Linked DNA regions of Homo sapiens: region 2 is linked to region 1. A link is an interaction called in ENCODE POLR2A ChIA-PET data of the cell type or tissue named here. Cell type or tissue: A673. All regions are shown on one strand. Each heading gives the region's core, and the rest is flanking DNA. Links, peaks and the distances in the headings are about the cores only.

Region 1 (10,503 bases), core at 3,181-7,180:
AAAGCCATCCAAGAAAGAAAACAAGAAACATACCATTTGAATGTAACCCGCAGGAAATGGAGAAAACCAGAAAAGAAGACAAAGAAGGAAAGTAGGAGGGAGGGAGGGAGGGAAGGAAAGTAGGAGGGAGGAGGGAAGGAAAATAGGAGGGAGGAAAGGAGGGAGGGAAGGAGGAGAGAAGGAAAATAGGAGGAAAGAAAGAAAGGAAGCTTCAAAGGGAGGAAGAGAGGGAGAGAAGGAAGGAAGGACCCATTAGACCTTGAAGGAAGGATCCATTAGACCTTGAAGCAAGGATCCATTAGACCTTGAAGCTTAGAAGAATCTCATCTGAGCTGGAAAATTTCCATTAAATAAGATTACTTTTGGCTGGGCATGATGGCTCACGCCTGCAGTTACAGCACTTTGGGAGGCCAAGGCGGGTGGATCACGAGGTCAGGAGATCGAGACCATCCTGGCTAACACAGTAAAACCCCGTCTCTACTAAAAATACAAAAAAAATTAGCTGGGCATGGTGGTGGGCGCCTGTAGTCTCAGCTACCCGGGAGGCTGAGGCAGGAGAATGGCATGAACCCGGGAGACGGAGCTTGCAGTGAGCCGAGATCGTGCCACTGCACTCCAGCCTGGGCTACAGAGAGAGTCTCGGTCTCAAAAAAAAAAAAAAAGATTATTTTTTCTTCCACATGGGGTTTATCCATACGAGTCAATTATAGAAAACCTATGTGCCTACCGCTGTGCTGAGTGAAGGATCACTTCCACTCAGGATTCTCATTTTTAATCCTCAGAAGACTTAATTATAATTACAGAGCAGAATGTAAACATAGTAAACCATGAATATACACACACACACACACACACAATTGAGAGGTGGACTCTCTTATATAAATGGGAATCAAAAGACTCTGTCTAAATAAATAAATTTAGAAATGGAAGTTTAGGTACATTATTTAAAGTTATAAATAATAATTTTAAATATAATTTTTAGAAAAATTAGGGCTGGGCGTGGTGGCTCACGCCTGTAATCCCAGCACTTTGGGAGGCCCAGGTGGGCGGATCACGAGGTCAGGGGTTCGAGACCAGCCTGACCAACATGGTGAAACTCCGTCTCTACTAAAAATACAAAAATTAGCCGGGCATAGTGGCACGCTCCTGTAATCCCAGCTACTCAGGAGGCTGAGGCAGGAGAATTACTTGAACCCAGGGGAGAGAGGAGGAGTTTGCAGTGAGCTGAAATCATGCCATTGCACTCCAGCCTGGGTGACAGAGAGAGACTCTGTCTCAAAAAAAAAAAAAAGAAAAAAAATTAAAAATTTTATAATACAACTAACACAAATTGGAGATGGAGAAGAACAGAAAGATTGGGAGGAAGTGTAAACACAAGAAATTTCCCATCTTTTTTGAAGTCAGTAGGTACTTTCTAAAGTTGACAAAGGGAAAAACAGAGCTGTAAGCATGGAATTTTAAATTATAATGGCAACCGCCACACCATCTAACAATAGCCGATGACAGTGCTTGTTTCTAGAGCATGGGCCTAGGCTGGAATGGATGGAGGTCATATTCATTTTACACCCTTCTTTTTCTACTGATAAGATTTTTTCTTATTATGTGCATGTATAACTTCTATAAAATAACATAAAATAACAACAATAATATATATTTACGTATAAATTTATATTATATGTAAGTATATATAGATTTGTATACAGTATTTAAATAAATATTTTCATTGAGTGAAAAGATGCCAAATTATCTTTTCCACAAATATAACAATAATATTTATTTATTTATTTATTGAGAGGGAGTTTTGCTCATCACCCAGGCTGGAGTGCAATGGCACCATCTCGGCTCACTGCGACCTCCAACTCTTGGGTTCAAGTGATTCTCCTGACTCAGCCTCCCATGTAGCTGGGACTACAGGAGCCCACCACCATGCCCAGCTAATTTTTGTATTTTTAGTAGAGACGGGGTTTCACCATGTTGGCCAGGCTAGTCTCGAACTCCTGACCTCAGGTGATTCACCCACCTCGGCCTCCCAAAGTGCTGAGATTACGGAGGGTGAGCCACTGCGCCCGGCCAACATAGGCTATTCTGTAACTGAAAGATGAGTTGCTTAGTCATGGCTACTAAACGTCCTCCATACTTAGCTAAAAGCTCATGGTTCTTAGGAAAGGTGTCTTAGGACAAAGAGAATTTAGGATATTAATTACTCTCTTTTTTAAGTTGAAAAGAAAAAGTAAAACCCTTCCTTCTTGTGACTTAGTCTACAAAAAAAAAAGAAAAAAGAGAAAGAAAGAAAAAGTAAAAACCTCTCCCCAGCTTTTCTGATTTTTGGATTTGAGGAAAGTTGCAAATACTGTCTGTCCTAAACTTTTTGACATTACAAATGACTCAAAACTGCCCAAGGGACTTTGAGACTTTTCAGAAAAGGAATTTATCACTGAGGATTACTCATCTGTCAAACTAGAATAAAATGTAGTTTTGTGTGAGGCGACCTTCTTTCACAGTTACTGTTTATTGAGCCCAGGAATGCTATGGCATAGAGGGCAGGGTGTGAGTCAGAAAGCCTTGCTGTCCCAGCTGTGTCCCCAACTAGCCAAGTGACCCAATGCCACCCACTTAATCTTTAGTTCCTTCATTTGTAGAGTGTGGATAAAACAACTCTTCTCACCGCTTCATATTGTCCCTGTGAGGATCAGAGAGGATAAATCGAATGAAAGTTCTTTGAAACCCTACAAACTACTATAAAATTACAGTGTTGTAATATGTGATCATGGATTTCAAAGTTGGAAAGAACTTAGACCTTATCTAGTCAAACTTATCTAATTCATAGTTTCTTTCTCTCAGTCTGTTACTTGCTTAGAGCCACTATGTTTATTATTACTGTTGTGACACAAATTGATTTAAAATTATATCCTTCTGAATTATGTCTGTTTCTAAAATTTTATAGACTCATAGGCTATTAATGCTGCAAGGGACTTTGCCAATCATTTCATCTAATCCCCTTGTTTTAAACATGAAGCAATAGCAGCCGAAAGAGGGTGACTGGCCTTAGATAAATACAGGACAATGAACTCAGATCTTAGATTAAAACCTAGATCTCCACATTCCCAGGCATACAGACCTTTCCTACGTCACTGCTGAAGCAAGAAAATAATGGCCATTTGTGGATAAGCTTAGTTAATTGAGGTGTATACTGCCCTGACAAGATTACACTAATCATTCTAACCATTTTTATAACTTTCAAAAGATTTTTCTTTCCTCAAAAAGGAATTACACAACAAAAATGTAAAAATAAAGGAAAAACTTTTTAAATTAAAAAGTAATAACACTTGAAAAAATAATATACACACTCATATCTATTCTTTAAATGAAACTAAGATTTTTTTTTTTTTTGTGGGGGATGGAGTCTCGCTCTGTTGCCCAGGCTGGAGTGCAGTGGTGTGATCTCGGCTCACTGCAACCTCCGCCTCCTGGGTTCAAGCGATTCTCCTGCCTCAGCCTCCCGAGTAGCTGGGACTACAGGCACCCACCACCACGCCTGGCTAACTTTTGTATTTTTAGTAGAGACAGGGTTTTCATCATGTTAGCCAGGCTGGTCTCGAACTCCTGACCTCAAGTGATCTACCCACCTCGGCCTCCCAAAGTGCTGGGATTACAGGCGTGAGCCACTGTGCCTGGCTGAAACTAAGATTAAGTACTAGAACAATTAGGCATTTAATAGTCAAATTAATTACCAACATTTTAGTATAACTTGGTTTAATTTAGTCCCTAATACAGATCCTTAGAAGCGGGGCAGAAGAATGTAAATGGCAAAGAACACAGTGTTTAAAATCAAACAAACATGGGTTCAATTCTAGCTCTGCCATTTACTAGCTATGTAAATTTTGAAAATATATTCAACCTCCTGAAGCCTCAGTGTCCTCAATATATAAAGGGAATAGTAGGCTGGGCGTGGTGGCTCATGCCTATAATCCCAGGACTTTGGCAGGCTGAGGCCAGAGGACCATTTGAGCCCAGGAGTTCGAGACCAGCCTGGGCAACATAGTGAGACCCCCAACTCTAAAAAAAATTTAAAATTAGCCAAGAGTGGGTGGCACACACCTAACATCCCAGCTACTGGGGAGTAGGGAGGGGGAGACGCTCAGGCAGGAGGATCTCTTGAGCCCAGGAGGTTGAGGTTGCAGTGAGGTGTGCACTCTAGCCTGGGTGACAGAGTGAGACTCTGTCTCTAAATAAATAAATAAAGGGAATAGTAATGAGAATTATTTCATAAGTTGGTTATGAGAATTAAAAAGTAATTCATATAATTCTATAAATGAGACCAGTCATTGTTCTCACTTGGTATTTTACAGCCCAGAAACAATTATAGCAATTATTTGCTCAAGACTGCTCAGCTAGTATGTGGAGGCAAAATTGAAACCCACGTCTTCTGGCTCTGCTCTTTACACCTGCCCACACGACCTCCCTACCCAGCACTACATTAACTCACCTTCCGCCACCTCACTGTTCAGTTTTACTAAAAGTTCCAGCTCTTTCCAAAGGAGAGATTTTTCTTCCTAAGTAAGACAGCTCTTTCAGCCAGTTTCAGATGATATGCCTTCTAAAAGGCAGTGTCTCTTTTGGTTGCCAAAGGTAGTCACTTGACTCTTTTAAGATCACAGATTCCATGTGCCGGGTCCATGCTGAGGGCTGGCAGCCTGTCTGTGTCACACAACCCTCTATTGTACTCTTATCCCTCCTAGCCGACTCCGACCCTGTGTTCCATGAGGAGGCACACGCCTTCACTCCCTTCCCCCACCACAGGCTTTTCCTTCTCCTGCCAGGCTGGGAAGGACTTTATCCTTTTTCATAAGTGCTGAGCCTGTAGGACTCAAATCCCCTCAGGCATCCTTGATTTTTCTCAAAAGTCCTCATGCAAATTTGACTCTCCCTATCCTAGAGATTAGGAGACCTTGACATTTTTATTTTTGAATCTCTTGGAGCCAAGCATAAGCTGACACATCGTTAGCACTCTTAAATGTTTGCTGAAAAAAATGTGGATAAAAGGAAGGAAGGAAGGAAGGAAGGAAGGAAGGAAGGAAGGAAGGAAGGAAGGAAGAAAGTAAAGAAGGGAGGGAAGAGGGTTTTACATATCATTCTAGAGTTCCCGAAACAGACATAACAATGCAGCCAACTCACTAGCTCCAAAAGCACTTGAACAATATTTATACATTTATCTATTTATCAAACTATCTATATCAGAAAAATATCAGAACATATTGATAACTGACAAATCTCTTTCACTTTAGTCTCAGAAGTCACGTTTAAATGCTAAGTGAATATCTGTGTCAGGGAAAGAGAGAGCAACAGAGAAAGAGAGAGAGAGAATGAGTTGGGTTTGGACCATGAAAGACTGATTCGGTCACCCAGTCTGATTCTGTCACCCAATTTGGAGTGCAGTGGTGTAATCACGGCTCACTGCAGCCTCGATGTCCCTGGCTCAATGGATCCTATCACTTCAGCCTCCAGAGTAGCTGGGACTACAGGCATGAGCCACTGCACCTGGCTAATTTTTGTATTTTTTGCAGAGATGGGGTTTTGCCATGTTGCCCAGGCTGGTCTCAAACTCCTGGGCCCAAGCAATTCCCCCACCTCAGCCTCCCAAAGTGCTAGGATTACAGGGGTGAGCCACTGTGCCCAGCCCGTAATGATTAATTTTATGTGTCAACTTGACTGAGCTAAAGGATGCCCAGATAGCTGGTAAAACATTATTTCTGGGTGTGTCTGTGAGGGCATTTCTGGAGGAAATCAGCATTTGAATTAGTAGACTGAGTAAAGAAGATCTATTTTCATCCAGTCTGTTGAGGGCACAGATAGAACAAAAAGGCAGAGGAAAGGTGAATTCACTGTCTGCTTGAGTTGAGCCAACCATCTCCTGATGCTGTAAGACATAGGAGCTCCTGGTTCTCAGGCCTTCAGACTCACTGAATTAAATCACTAGCTTCCCTGGTTCTCCAGCTTGCAGATGACATATTGTGAGGCTTCTCAGCCTCCATAATTCTGTAAGCCTATTCCCATAATACATCTCCTATCATCTATCTATCTATCTATCTATCTATCTATCTATCTATCTATCAATCAATCATCTATCATCTGTTTATCTATCTATCTTATTAGTTTTGTTCCTCTCGAGAATCCTAACTAATACAGAGATTAAAAGCCCCAACTTCTTTTACACAGCCATGCCTCCAAGCTGCTATGTGACCCTGGGTAAATCACTCTCAGGGTTGTTAAAATGGAGGTAATTCTTATTTTTTGTTTGCTTGTTTGAGACAGGATCCCACTCTGTCACCCAGGTTGGAGTGCAGTGGTGGTGATGACAGTTCAATGTGGCCTCAATCTCCCAGGCTCAAGCGATCCTCCCACCTCAGCCTCCCAAGTAGCTGGGACTACAGGCATGTGCTAGCATGCCTGGCTGTTTTTTTTGTTTTTTCGTTTTCAGTAGAGACAGGTCTTGCAAAGTTTCCCAGGCCAATCTCGAACTCCTGAGCTCAAGCAATCTTCATGCCTCGGCCTCCCAAAGTGCTGGGATTACAGGTGTGAGCCACCGCACCTGGTTAAAATGGAGGTAATTCTAAAGGATATCTTACAAAGTTGTCATGGACAATAACTACAATGCATTTTAAACAATGTTTAAAATAATCCATGAAAGTAATTATTGTACTATCCCAAATTTTCACAATATTTAAAGACTGGATCTTAACATTTGAATTTTTTTATCTGTACCTTCTTTGCCTCAACTAACTAGAATTCATGACTTTTGGCTATGCAGGCATCATTCCTATTAATTATATTTCTGAAATTGCTTTGGAATGTTTCTGGTCTCTCTGGTCCCACGGCAACTGCTACGCTTTTTACTCTTTATTTATTTATTTATGTTTTTATTTTAGAGACAAGCCTGGAGTGTGATGCTGTCCAGGCGGGAGTGTGATGGTGTGAATTTGGCTCACTGCAGCCTCAAACTCCTGAGCTCAGGTGAACCTCCCACCTCAGCCTCCCATGTGGCTGGAACTACAGGCACATGCCACCATGCTTGGCTAATTTTTGTGGGGTTTTTTTGTTTTTTGTTTTGTTTTGTTTTGGAGACAGAGTACCATTCTCTCACCCAGGCTGGAGTGCAATGGTGCAATCTCGGCTCATTGCAACCTCCACCTCCCCAGTTCAAGCTATTCTCCTGCTCAGCCTCCAGAGTAGCTGGGACTACGGATGCACACCGCCACACCTGCTAATTTTTTTTGTATTTTAGTAGAGACGGGATTTCACCATGTTGCCCAGGCTGGTCTCAAACTCCTGACCTCAGGCAATCTGCCCGCCTTGGCCTCCCAAAGTGCTAGGATTACAGGGACATGCCGCCACACCTGGCCATACTTTTTGTATTTTTTTGTAGAGACGTGGTCTCACTTTGTTGCCCAGGCTGGTCTTGAACTCCTGAGCTTAAGCAATCCTTCTGCTTGGCCTCCCAAAATTTTGAAATTACAGTCACTGTGCCCAGCCCCCTACTCTTTTAATAATTCTCACTTAGGTGCAATAGCCTCCTAACACTTATACCTACCTCATTCTCCATTATGTCTGGACATCCTAGGACATTTAAATAAATTCAGGCTGCCCATGTCATGGATCTATGATAATATATAAAAGCTCAGCTTTTGGCTGCAGCTATTTTGGCTCTATTCAATATTCTCTGGTCTTCAATCCCTTGGCTTTCTATTCCAGCTCCTGATACTGGTTAGAGACTCTTCTTTCTGTGATTACCTGGGTGGACATGCTTCTTTTTTACTCTGTGCATTCTCTCTGATCTAACATTCTCGTTCATAAATTCTTCATATCTGCAACTGTGGGTAACAAGTATTTTCACTGCCCCAGTCTGGCCGTGATAGACTCACTGTAGCCCACCAGCCCAACCACCCTGAGAAGGAGATCAGACAAAATCTGTCATTAGAGTGATCATTCCAAATCTCAGATTATAACATGGTAGTCTCTGATTCCAGTGCCAACAACAAAATGTCAGTGTGGTTATTCAATGTTTTGTGACTTGGCTGGGTAAAGGCACAAAGGATCTTTGGCAATAGGTGGCTGGTGGGAAGAAAAATGGAGTCCTACTCTTTGGGATCATCCACTACTGGAATGGAAGGTGGGCTAGGAGGAACTGACCAAGCTACAAAGGCTGACCGTGGAGATGGTTATTTGGTGAATCAAGGGTAGGAGAGCTTAACAGTCCCAGCTGCCAATCTAGAAGTTTTTAGTACTGCCATGATGCCAGAGGGTGACGGTAATAAGTTAGGATGGCAGCAAATTACACTCTTCAATTTTTTACCCTAGAAAGCATGCATATAGCCAGGTGCAGTGGCACGCACCTGTAGTCCCAGCTACTTGGGAGGCTGAGGCAGGAGGATTGCTTGAGCCCAGGAGTTTGAGACTAGCCTGGGCAACACAGCAAGACTCACATCTCAAAAAAAAAAAAAGCATGCATATTAATCCTTGTTGCTGACTCCATTCATTCCTTCAATAGTTAAGCACAAACTCTATGCAAGGATTTGTATTAGGCACTGGGTACACAACAGAAAAGGAAAGCCAGCACAGTGACCTCCTTGGTAAGTTTTGTCAAATAACTTGGCATGTGCCATTCTTCTTTATTGTGTTGTCAGTGTTAGAATGGGTTTTGGACCAGCGAATGGGGCTTCTAGCCAGTGCATTTATACAAACAGTTCTCAGATGTGCCACAAATATGTGGCCAACATAACATTACAGCCCCCATTCCTGCTTAGGAATAATGACAGTTTTTTAGTAAATGACATCCTTTAAAGGCAAATTACACATATTGGTGGTTTCTGGATGTTTTAAGGTTTCCACGTAGTTTTTTCAACTGACAATCCCTGTATAGGGATCTTGGAGAGTTAATCATCACACCACAGTTTTCAGCAATACACTCATATGTTTATACTGACAGTCAAGACATGTTGGTGGCCCAAAATGAAATGATTACATTTTGTAGAACCTCCTTCCCATAGGAGGAGTGGTAACGAAAATGTCTCTGGAGAAGAAACTAGTTCATATCACTCAGAATTAATGTCCATCCAGAAAGAACACATACAAATAAAAAGATATGTCATATTCTTGGCTTGGAAGACACACATTGTAAATATGTCAGTTTTCTCTGAAACTGATCTATAAATTTTTTACAGCTCAATAACAATTCCAAAATTCTAATGGAATTCTTTTGGAACTTGGCAAAAAATATTAAAATTTGTCTGGAAAATAAAAATATGCCCGAATAGCCAAGAAAATTCTAACACAGAAGAATATTAGGGAGAGCTTTGCCAGTTATTTAAACTGCAGTATTTATTGCTGATATACTGCTGCAGGAATGGACAGATGATCAATAAAACCAAATAGTGAGAACAGAAGCAGATCCAAATACAAATGAGATTGGATTATATAATAAAGTGGGGAAAAGAAACACATTATTCAGACAACAGGCTAGTCATTTGGAAAATGAATAAAGTTGGTCCCTACCTTGAACTTCCAGATGGAATAAAGATTTAAATTTGTAAGAAATTATAAAGTACTACAAAGTTAGGCCAGGTGTGGTAGCTCATGCCTGTAATCCTAGCACTTTGGAAGGCTGAGGAGGGCAGGTCACTTGAGGCCAGGAGTTCGAGACCAGCCTGACAAACATGGTGAAACCCTGTCTCTACTAAAAATACAAAAAATTAGCCAGGCGAGGTGGTTGGTGCCTATAATCCCAGCTACTCGGGAGGCTGAGACAGGAGAATTGCTTGAACCCAGGAGGCGGAGGTTGCGTGAGCCAAGATTGTGCCTCTGAACTCCAGCCTGCATGACAGAGCCAGACCCTGTCTCAAAACAAAGAAACAAAAAAGTAATACAAACTTTCAGATGAATTTTTAAATATAATTTTTAAGTGAAGGAGGACTTGAGGCCTGACACTTGGCTGTTCAGGCATCAGATTCCCTACCTTTGAGGGAGGAATTCCCCACTGTGAGTGATTGTGGCGTGACAGAGCGCACTGTCTCCTGGAGCTGGAGGAGACCCATTCTACCCCAGCCCACACATACGGCCTTGTGGAAACTCCCTGTGGCTTGCTGATTAAAGAAGAAAATGTTCAAGACTAGTTTCCAGATGACTCTTCCCTGGTCTAAGGACACTAGCACAATTAGGACTATTGTTGCAACTTTCACCCGCTTAGGGGCGGCCTTGAAAGACAATTGAGAAGGAAAATCTTCCCAGGGGCAGAACTCTAAGCAGTACATCTCATGATCCACCTTCCTGGAAGGAGAAATGACCTTAGGATTTAGAATCCAAAGGGACAAAAAAAAAATGTTTCAGTCAAGGGACATATTAAAGAGCTCACTGAATAGGAAAGTGAAACTCTTACTTTGCCACTTTTTGGCAAACAGAAAAGAACGTCTGGGTATAGACTGGGTGATTAATTCTGAGTATAAAAGAAAA
Region 2 (10,550 bases), core at 2,696-6,695, 340 kb before region 1:
AAGATATAGCCCCTGCTCTCTAGAAGGGGTCAGAAACATAAGTATAATGTGAAATGCTACTACTGAGGCATCATATATGAAGGAACACACAGAGTTGAATATGTAATTAATCCATGTATTTAAAATGACTTGAAGGTAGAAAGCACCTTGCAGATTAGTTGGTAGTGTTGCTGCAGTTTTGTGTTATTATTTAAATGTAAAAGATAAAAAACAAATTACTGGCATTTGGTTCTCATATTCAGTTATGACCTTTATTCATTTATGGTTAGGCTTAATAGGTTTTTTGACCTACAATACTGAATATAACTGCAGAGGAGACAGCAGAGGGTCAAAGATCCATTGGAAGTAATGGCAAAAACAGCAATTACTTGTACACCAACCTAATAATTTCTCTCTAGTATTCATGTTATACTTTCCTAATAAAAGGCCATTTGTAAATAGACAACAGTTTTTGACATTTAATCACTCTTTATTCCATGTTAGAACTTCTTCCATTCTCCTCCTCATTTTTTCCCATTTGGGGGACAGAGAGATAGATAGGTACTACTTCATATTTGTTTGTTTCTTAGCTCACATAAAATTCTTATTTAGTTTTTGGGGCTACTTAACACTAGGTAAGTGATACGATATCAAACTCATTCCCAAAAGATTAATGCAATTAATTAATTGAGTATTTTTGCCTAAATGTATAGTTTATCGTTTCTTTAAAACATTACCTTTTAAAAATATTCTATTTCAGAGTGGTATCCACTATTTATGAAGTCATCTAGTTATAAACATCAAGTACAACAGAAAATATATACTATATACTGTTTGAAGTTTACCTTGTTTTCTGTGAAGCAAATAATTATAGTTATCCCTGTCACAGAACAACTGTGAAATTTGTTTGTGCTAAGATAAGCATAACGTAAGCCTGTCCTGATAAGTTTGTACTATTATACACCTGTAAAAGAATCAATAGTTTCATTCTATTTTGATGTATTTCACATAGTTGTAAACAAGAAAATCTAAGTTTTCATTGCCTGAGAACAGATTCTTTAAGAGATCAGTGAATTTGTTTTGAAGTTATTAGTGGCCCTTTGTTTGGTTACACTTTTAAGCAAAAGAAAGAGATAAGTGTATTTTGAATGAATTAATATCTAAATCTATTAAGCCCCTGGTTATATTGGCTGCTTGTAAGACCTTTTGTTACTTATTTAGAATGAATCCTGTGAATCCTAAATGTATGGTTCATGTAATGTTTATTTTCTTGCATATCCACGGTGAATCTTTGGTGGACACTTAATGTGGGACTATCAGAAATAAAGGGACCTAAGTGACTATGTAGTCCAAACTGTCTCATTTTGTGAGTAAGGAAATGGAGGCCCAGAGAAGTGGCTGAATTGCCTTGGGTTGCACATCTCATTAATGATAGAGTAAGTCTGAGTACGAACAATGGAACCTGAAATAAAAACAAACTACCTGCTGGTAGTTTGATTGCATTCTCTTCAATATAAATCAAGCTGGATGAAGTGGCTACACTCAGCATTTGACCCATTATACATCTGACAATTTTAAAACTCAGAAAATACATTCTATTCACTATTATACAAATGATCTTCTACAGTAGATTTCCATGAAAAACACCCATTTCAAAAGCACCTTTTCAGAACAAAATTTGTCACCCTTCTTTGATTATCCATTCTCATGTTTAACAGCTATCATTCTTGGGAGGATTTTCTTACATCAGAAAGTTTCTTAACTTGCGGTTCATAAATCCCTAAGGAATCCATTTCATGGGGGTTCTGAACCCCTGAAGTTGCATGCAAAATTTAGTTCACAACTTTTATAGATTTCTCAACAAACCACTACCCAAGGTCAACCTGGATTTTCATTCCATGTTTCTCCTCATTTCTTTTTGCCTCATCTTCCTTGGAAGATGCTAACTTTCCTCCACATTATAGTTCTGCATTAATTTTGAGATTATTACTGTTTCTAAATGAAGAATCTCAGATCATTTTATCCTGTTTCATAGGCTCTTTTTCTTCACATTTTAAGTCATTTTACACTGTCTTTTGAATCTTTTCCAAATTCTTCGTAAACCTGAAAGCCAAGGAGCTCAGAATTAGAAACTATGTACTAATGAAGATCTAGTTTAGAATCTTGGATCTGCTGACAGTGATTTCAGAAGGTTAGAGAAAGCAGATGTAAAGCTGCTGAATGGCAGATCCTCAAGGTCAAAGCAGACAGAGGGTGTGAGGGACAAAGGTAAAGCTTACAAGAGTGGGTACATTTCACACTTCAAAGTAGTAAATTGGTCCTGTAAAGAGAATCAGGATAGAGAGTAGGAATTAATTCCAGGCCTGAAGGTGAAACAGAACCCTGCAAAAAATCTGGAACATAGCTTGATGGATATGAACAAACTGCCACTTTTCTTAGTAAAATCAATCCAATCTTTCAGTATTGAGACTCTTCACATGAGGAAGTGCTGCTGTACCTTGCAATACAAATGCTTATCTCCCAGTTTTCCTTTCTCCTTGTAACCTCTGCAGTCACACTAGCCTAAGGATATTAGATTCCTGAGGATTATGTTCCTAAGAGGTGTGAGTAATGGAAACAGTGAGATGGGGCTTGCACGCTATAATATATAAACTAGGTTATTGAAATCACCAGTGTTGGAAAGGATTCGACTTTTCTGGGAATCCGATGATAACTCCGGGCTGTTTCTCTAGAAGGAAGACATCACATATACATCATGCAAAAAATTTTTATATAAGTAACCTGGCCTGAAATTGATTTGTGGTTAATAACTCCCAATTGAGATGTTTGATGTTATCTATTTTTAACCCATGTGTTTCCTGTCATTTATTAATGTTTTACATAATTATTCCAGCTGTTGTCTCAGCTGTGCTAAGGAGATTTGTGCCTATAGCTTCCACATGTGAGCCAAAAGATTAACAAGTGGAATAGCAACACCGAGGCCAGAGCAGTGGTGACAATAATTTGGGAGAGATCCCTAGGAGCATGGAGAATTTGTGGGATAAGAATTGTGCCAAAGAAGTCTAGCATCCTCTTCTCACTGGATGATTCTTTCTTTATTCCTATGCTAAGATCATTGTTTTACTTTAAAAACTACAAGCAATTCCTTTATGAATCACATAATAGGATACCGACACTGAGCTGCCTAGTTTTATATGGTTCCCATTGGAGCAACATCCAGTTCCCAAGCATGACTGGCCTAGAGGTAGTGGGTAACACCTTTGGCGAGGATACAGGGTGAGAGGGATATGGGATGAAAGGGTATAGAGATATAGGGTGAGAAGAACGGCTTTGATAATACAGCCTGAACTTCGCTCATGGCTGTTTGTGACTATATATGGTTAATTTTACTCATCTGCTTCTAGTGGCTGTATCTAGATGTGTTAAATATATAAGACTAAATTTAGAGAGTAATTATCTGAATAATTCAAGTCGAATAAACTTCATTTACTGCAACTTTAGGTCACTGGAACAGATTACCACCGTCTTATATTTATATACCACCTAGAAAAAAAGATTTTTTTATTGTTTGAAGTTACAGTTTTAAAAAAGTCTATTTGGAAGAAGGGATTCCCAAGTGTGTTAATATTTATGCAAAAATCTAGTCTCTGTGCTTTTGCTTTAACTGTTTTTTCCTCTCCTTTACTTGTCTTTTCTTGAAGCCAAATTTGCCTGTGAAATAAAGATAGTAGTATCTACCCGGATGACATTTTGGATTATAATAAATAAGGTAATCCATGTCCAGCCTTTAGCATAGAGCCAGACACATGATAACCAGTAATAATGGTTATGATGGTGTTTCTCCCAAATATTCTGGTAAACATTTAACCTCTTTATTCTCTGACCACAAAAAATACTTATTGCTTTTACCACTTTTTGACACTTACTGTCCTGTTTTTTTTTTAACTATCCTATTTTAGATGTTACAGTTTTATCTCCATAATGAAACTGTAGGCTCCTTGACAGACAAAGATAGGCAATGCAAAACTTGTTAAATTGGATTTAAAAAAAAATCAACATTGTCTTGCCTTACAAGCCATGTGGTCTTCATTTTGGTTTGTTTCATCAACAGAAAATGAAAACACTAGCAGAAAGGAGGAGGAGCGCTCCATCTCTTATCCTGGATAAAGCCCTACAAAAACGGCCTACTACCAGGTAAGTGCAAAGCTTTGTATTACACATTCAGTATGTGCTTGGAAGTTTATATTAGATGAAGAGTTTTTCAGATCACATATTCTTTAATGTGTAGAGGTTGTTTGTTATCAGCACCAGAATTCTGTTTAAGAGTAGAAAATACAACTTTTGTTCTGAGGTTAATAGTGCCTAGCTGGTATATATGCTCAGTTGCTTTAAAACTGATTCAAAAGTGAATTTCACCCTCAAAAGTATATAAACTTGCAAGTTCCACATTTTAACAAAGTTTACTTATAAAATAGAAATCAAAATACTGAAAAATGAATGTTTTGTTTTGCACAAAACTTTGCATATTTTTAAATCAACACAAAGTGATGGCTGTGCATGGATAAGGCAGTTTTTCTTACCAACTTTAGATGTGAAGGAAGATAACCATATTATGATTATTTTTTAAAATGGAATATTGATTGATTTTAGGCATTATTAGTTAAATTAGTGAAATTCAAAGTGGAAAAATCAGCTAAATACCTGTTAACAGAGTCATTTCACCAATGGAGGCTAATTGCTATTTCAATGGACATTGAAATAGACATTTTTTTTTTTTTTGCAGAGCAGGAGCGAAAGCTTATTAAAAAGATTTAGAACAGGAAGGAAAGGAAGGAAAGTACAACTTGAAAGAGGGCCAAGCAGGCGACTTGAGAAGACAAGTACGCAGCTTGACCTCTTGATGTGGGGGATTTTGTATGTTGGCATACTTCTGGGATCTCACTGGGAAGCTGCTGATCAGATTCAGGTGTTTTCTGTCTATTATGAGACCGCCTTTCCCCGGTGCCAGCTGTGACCAATTAATACTTTAGCGAAATGGTTAACAACCACCGACCATCAACTGATGGTCACCCAATACTCCTGGTGTGTGTTGCGGGGAGCCTTTTCCTGCCCTGCTCACACCTGACTAGCTACCTACTGTAACATTTCAATAGACATTTTAAGAGTCTTTCATAATGTGTTGAAATTGAATAGTCATTATTATTTTATTCATTAATTTATTCGTTAATTTTTTTGAAATTCAAATATTCATTAATTTATTCACTAATTTTTTCAAATTCAAATATTCATTAATTCATTAATTTTTAAATGGCATTTTAACTCGTAAGAGTTTTTATGTTCAAAGGAATGTTACAATGATTTTTCTTTAAGTTGTGAATCCTTTTAGGTAAAGTGAAGGCTTCACCAACTTTATTTAAAGCAAGGATATATCTATGACATATCTTCAAATTGTGCTAATTTAACATAAAATCTATATGATTGGGAGTCCAAGGCGGGCGGGTCACGAGGTTAGGAGATCGAGACCATCCTGGCTAACATGTTGAAACCCCATCTCTACTTAAAAAAATCCAAAATATTAACCGGGCGTGGTGGCGAGGGCCTGTAGTCCCAGCTACTCTAGAGGCTGAGGCAGGAGAATGGCGTGAACCGGGGAGGCGGAGCTTGCAGTGAGCCGAGATCGTGCCACTGCACTCCAGCCTGGGCCACAGAGCGAGACTCCATCTCCAAAAAAAAAAAAAAAACTATATGAAAGTATGGAAGTTTTTCAGTATTAAAAATAAGTTATATATCCAAATCCCAACAAGTGACATGTACAAAAACACTCACGTCACTTTCTTCCGAGCACATAGCAAGTTCTCAGACTCAGTAGTTTTTCTCACCTACCCCCAGAAGACATACACTTTAGTCATTGGGTTGATCAAGAAATGTAAACTCCTTTTAATAGATGCCTAATCAAAATTTAATTAGGAAGCCGTTCTGCCAAATAAAAATACGGTAATATATTTCAGTGTCATACGTAAATGACTTTTGCATTGTTTGCATCAGTGTATCCTTTAGTGTGAATAAAAGAGAATGGTTGTATCTTCACAGTTTAACACTGGTTATCTAGAAACCTCAAGGGACAGTATTTTTTTTTAGGGGAGGTGGATAGAGGAAACAGAATTAATCAGTATAGATGTCTTTAATTCTCTACTATAGATGTAAAAATAAATTTATTGTTTATTTTTTAACTAAGTTTTTAACAAATACACAGTTTTGGGTAAAATTTTTTACTGGAAGCTTGTGAGTATGAAGTGTACTAAGGTTTTTCACTTAAAAGTAGTCCTTATAGAAGCTTTAGCCTTAGATCAGGAACCAGCAGTCATCTTCCCCCAATCTACTCCAGGGTGAGAATCTGCAATAAGTATACATGCAGGTACTGAAAGTTCATGCAGACCAGTGGTTCACATTGGGGGCGGGGGGAGGAGGGGGTGTTACTAACCTCTAGGGAACACTTTGGAATTTTGGGGAACATTTATGTTTGGTCAGTGATTTAGTGGCAGCAGCCAGGGATACTAGGCATCATGGAAAGCACAGAATATCCTGCGTAGAGAAGAATGGTGGGTTCCTGCATAGCTTTTGAAAGTCCCCTATATAACATATGCACGAAGGGGGAAAATATCTTTATATAATTATCTATGCCTGTAACCTATTTTATATATAAGCACAAAGTATTTTTATACATTTCAATGAATACTAAATTTTTCAGAAATGTAGCTACCTTGTACGTCAAGAGATAATTGTACTTTGTATTGTTTGGAACCATTTCTAAAAATTACTGGGCTTCATTTTTCTGTGCTTGTTACATGAAATTTCTTATCTGACTTCTCTTAAATTTGAATATATTAATTGTAACTAGTTGTAAGCATCTGACTACTTAATTGTCTTTAGTATAATCATGTCTGAGCATGTACTTATTGAAATACATACTTTATTAAGAACTATTTTCATTTTTTTCTTTATGTTACCGTTAGAGTGTTTTATTATTTTCAACTTTTTAAAAATACCTGTGAATTTCATTTCAGGATATAAAAAGAGGAATTTAAACATATATATAGACTTTTATATAACAAAGGGTCATTGGGTTTAATAGAATCAAGAACTACTGATACAGATGAAGTGCCATGCTAGGGAAAATGCTAACACTTACCTGACTCACTGAAAAATGCCACTTCTCATTGTTTTAAGTTGAGAACCAATATAATAATATACAACAATGCCCTTCCCCACACTGCCTCCCTATCACTTCTTCAAGAATTGGTGCTTACATTAGAGCCAGTTCTCCCAGATTCTTAGTAGTAGCAAAATATGATGAGTTTTGTTTCAAAATAACTGTAAGGAAAAAAGTTTGTTTGGCTGGACATAGTGGCACATCCTTGTAATCCAAACCCTTTGGTATGCCAGGGTGGGAGGAGCACTTGAGCCTGAGCAACATAGCAAGACCCTGTCTCTATAAAAAAAAAATTAGCCGGGCATGATGATGTGTGTCCCAGCTATTTGGAAGGCTGAGGTGGGAGGATCACTTAAGCCCAGGAGTTGGAAGCTGCAGTGAGCTATGATTGTGCCACTGCACTCAGACCCTGTCTTAAAATATATGTGTGTGTGTGTGTGTGTCTATATATATGTGTGTGTGTGTGTGTGTGTCTATATATATATATATATATATGTTTTAATCTTCAGTTAATTTCCTGCAAGTTTCTCTAGATCAGTAATTAGGGTGCATAATGCTAGGGAACAGGACCTTCACCTCTCTCATAATCTTATAAAGATGAGATTATGCTTTTACTTTGTGTAGCTCTTGGTGCTTGTACTCTGAAGGTATGCAAAATATTTGTAAGCAATACAATTTCAGGATTGGAAAGAACCTGAAAGGGTCCTCTAGTTTAGTGATTCCTAAGCCTTTCTAATTCGGTATTCTGGAGTGGGATACAGATATCAGCATATTTTTCAAATCCATAGTTAATTCTGTGCACTCTTTTTTAAAATTGTAGGAACACTTAACATGAGAGCTATCATCTTTATAGATTTTTAAGTATAGAATATAATACTGTTATCTATAGGATTCTAATGAATGCTTGGTGGAGGACCACTGTTGCATGATATAAAAGAATGCTTTTATGTTGATTTGCTTATAAAAAAGGAATACAAGATAAGAGTTTTAAGGAAGTATTTACAATTGACAAAAGTAATACATATTTGTTATAAAAGAAAACAATATGGACATGTATAAAACAAAAAGTAAATTCTCTACTCCATCCCCAGGGGTAACTACTATTAATCATTTGTATTTCCTTTTAAATTCTTGCCTGTTCAGAAGTGATTCAGATTTTTGTTTTCCCTCATGTTTAAATTCTCATTTAAATATAGATGTATTAGTTCTTTTCAAGTCTCTTGCAGTTTTTTTTAAAACTTGGAGATCAAATCTTATTATAATAAACATTCAAGAAAGTCTTTGAATTTTGTCCACTTTTTTATAATGTATGTTCCTGAAAAGTTACATAAATCAGATTTTTTGAATTATTAATGAGCTTGCTGTTTTAAATAAATCCTATAGTTAAAACTTAAATAAATTTTATAGTATAAAACTAAATAGTAATATTCAGTGATGTACTTCTAACTTTTTCCAAAGTTGTTACAAATAATGCAAATTTTTGCAAATAGAATTTTGCTTTTCTATCCATTATACTCCAGAAATATGAGAAATTTCTGAAGTCCAAGATGATAACACAGCTAGTTCAAGTGGTACTTTATACAGCAAAATTCTCGTAGCCTTCCCCCAAAATCGTTTCTATCTCTTGAAATGTAACATGAGAACTAGACTGCAAAAGATTTGTGGGCAGTGTTTGGGCAGACAGCAAAGAAATAGTGTTTTATTTATTGACATTTTATATTTTTTGAATTACATCTATATTTGATTTTGGCATTGCTGTAGAACCTTACTACTTTTACTATTGTCCCATAGTTGTTACTTAGTAATTAATGACTTGTAGATGACAAAGCTTGTATCTAAATCTGCAGGAGATTTCAAAGAATCCTTTTTAAAAATAATTTAATGAACAAGAGCTGGATTTAAAGAGGAAGAAATATTTAAATTAACTGATGAGTTAACTGTATTTATGTGTTAAAGGTAGTTTTATCTCCAGTGTTCTTTGGTGAATGCTTAGAGTACATAAGGAGAGGCAGTTCATAGATTTTAACATTTTTTTTAATGTGGCACCATTCAGAGCTGCTGGAGGTGGTTTCTCTAAGTAATTATTATATTAGGAAATGTGACAGACATCTTTCATGCTGAGAAGGTTACAGGTTTTCTAAGGTGAGTGGTTACATAGCTGCAGTCAACTACTTTTTCTCTTTGACACAGTAGTGTTCACTTCTGTGTTTAAAGATGATCTAACATTGTGTGGTAATCATCCTTGTGTTAAGACTCTGAGCACATATGTTAAAGGGTTTAGTTTTCTTAAAAATAAAATGAAAGTGTTGAAATATGTTATTTGTTAAACTTCTAATTTTATGGTCATATAATTATTTGTTGAATACAACAAATCAAAAAGATTTCCCAGAAGACTGTGTATTTTCCAATATGATCTTAATTTTATTGTTTCATATAATTTTTCGGTGATAAAAGCCTCAACTTCATTTTTTAAATTTTAGATTCAGGGGGGTACATGTGCGTATGTGTTACATTGCATGGTGCTAGGGTTTGAGCTTCTATTGAACCCATCACACAAACAGTGAATGTGGTACCCAGTAGTAGTTTTTCAAGACTTGCCCCCCACTTCCCTCTCTTCTTTTGGAGTCCCTAGTGTCTTTTGTTTTCATGTTTCTGTCCCATTGTTTCCTCCCACTTATATGTGAGAACATACAGTATTGGGTTTTCTTTTTCTGTGTTAATTTACTTAGAATAATGGCCTCCAGCTGCATACATGTTGCTACAAAGGACATGATTTTATCCTTCATCCTTTCTTATGTCTGCGTAGTATTCCATGGTATATATGTAGCACATTTTCTTTATCTAATCCACTGTTGATAGACACTTAGGTTGATTCCATGATTTTGCTATTGTAAATAGTGCTTCAGTAAACATAAGAGTGCAGTCTTTTTGATAAAACTAGTTTTTTTCCTTTGTTTAGATATCCAGTAATGGGATTGCTGGGTTGAATTGTATTTCTATTTTAAGTTCTTTGAAAATTTGCCATACTATTTTTCATAGGAGTTGAACAAATTTACATTTTTCAGAAAAATACTACTCAGATGCTAAGAAATTAAAGTATGTTAGTATGTACCAATAATATGTCTAGATAATCAATATGAACATTGTTTTAATATACCCAGCTGTTATTTTCCCTTTTTTAAGAAAGAATTTTGAATAGTTTCTGAATACTGTTACTTTAAAGGTTCACTAATTTAATAAAATCAATCTGTTAGCAAAAACAAGACTTCTGTATATATACTCTGAATTCTAATGTTTGCTGTTTTCTAAACACATCATACTCTCTAGCCTTCTCTCAAATGTCACTTCCTTCAAAAACTCC

Evidence for each region. Peaks named below come from ENCODE experiments on the same cell type or tissue, not always from the same donor. Only the 100,000 strongest peaks of a DNase experiment are listed, where the experiment ranks them.
Region 2: POLR2A ChIA-PET joins it to region 1 with 5 read pairs; 1 of 35 experiments calls an interaction of 5 or more read pairs at or near these places.

Annotation. Positions count from the first base shown.
Region 1 is chr11:110,349,502-110,360,004 of GRCh38, reverse strand. LINC02732 (long intergenic non-protein coding RNA 2732) reads right to left here and starts at 4,891. Exons shown (of 4, transcript NR_135100.2): 1 at 4,487-4,891. RefSeq lists an enhancer at 9,909-10,438. In A673, for the core only: no CTCF peak of the experiment used is centred there; DNase peaks (open chromatin) are centred at 4,924, 5,394 and 5,902; H3K4me3 peaks cover 1,629 bases; H3K27ac peaks cover 3,505 bases.
Region 2 is chr11:110,684,170-110,694,719 of GRCh38, reverse strand. ARHGAP20 (Rho GTPase activating protein 20) reads left to right here. Exons shown (of 15, transcript NM_001384657.1): 2 at 4,091-4,173. Among named protein-coding and RNA genes, the nearest start is that of ARHGAP20, 23 kb to the left of the region's middle. In A673, for the core only: no CTCF peak of the experiment used is centred there; a DNase peak (open chromatin) is centred at 4,839.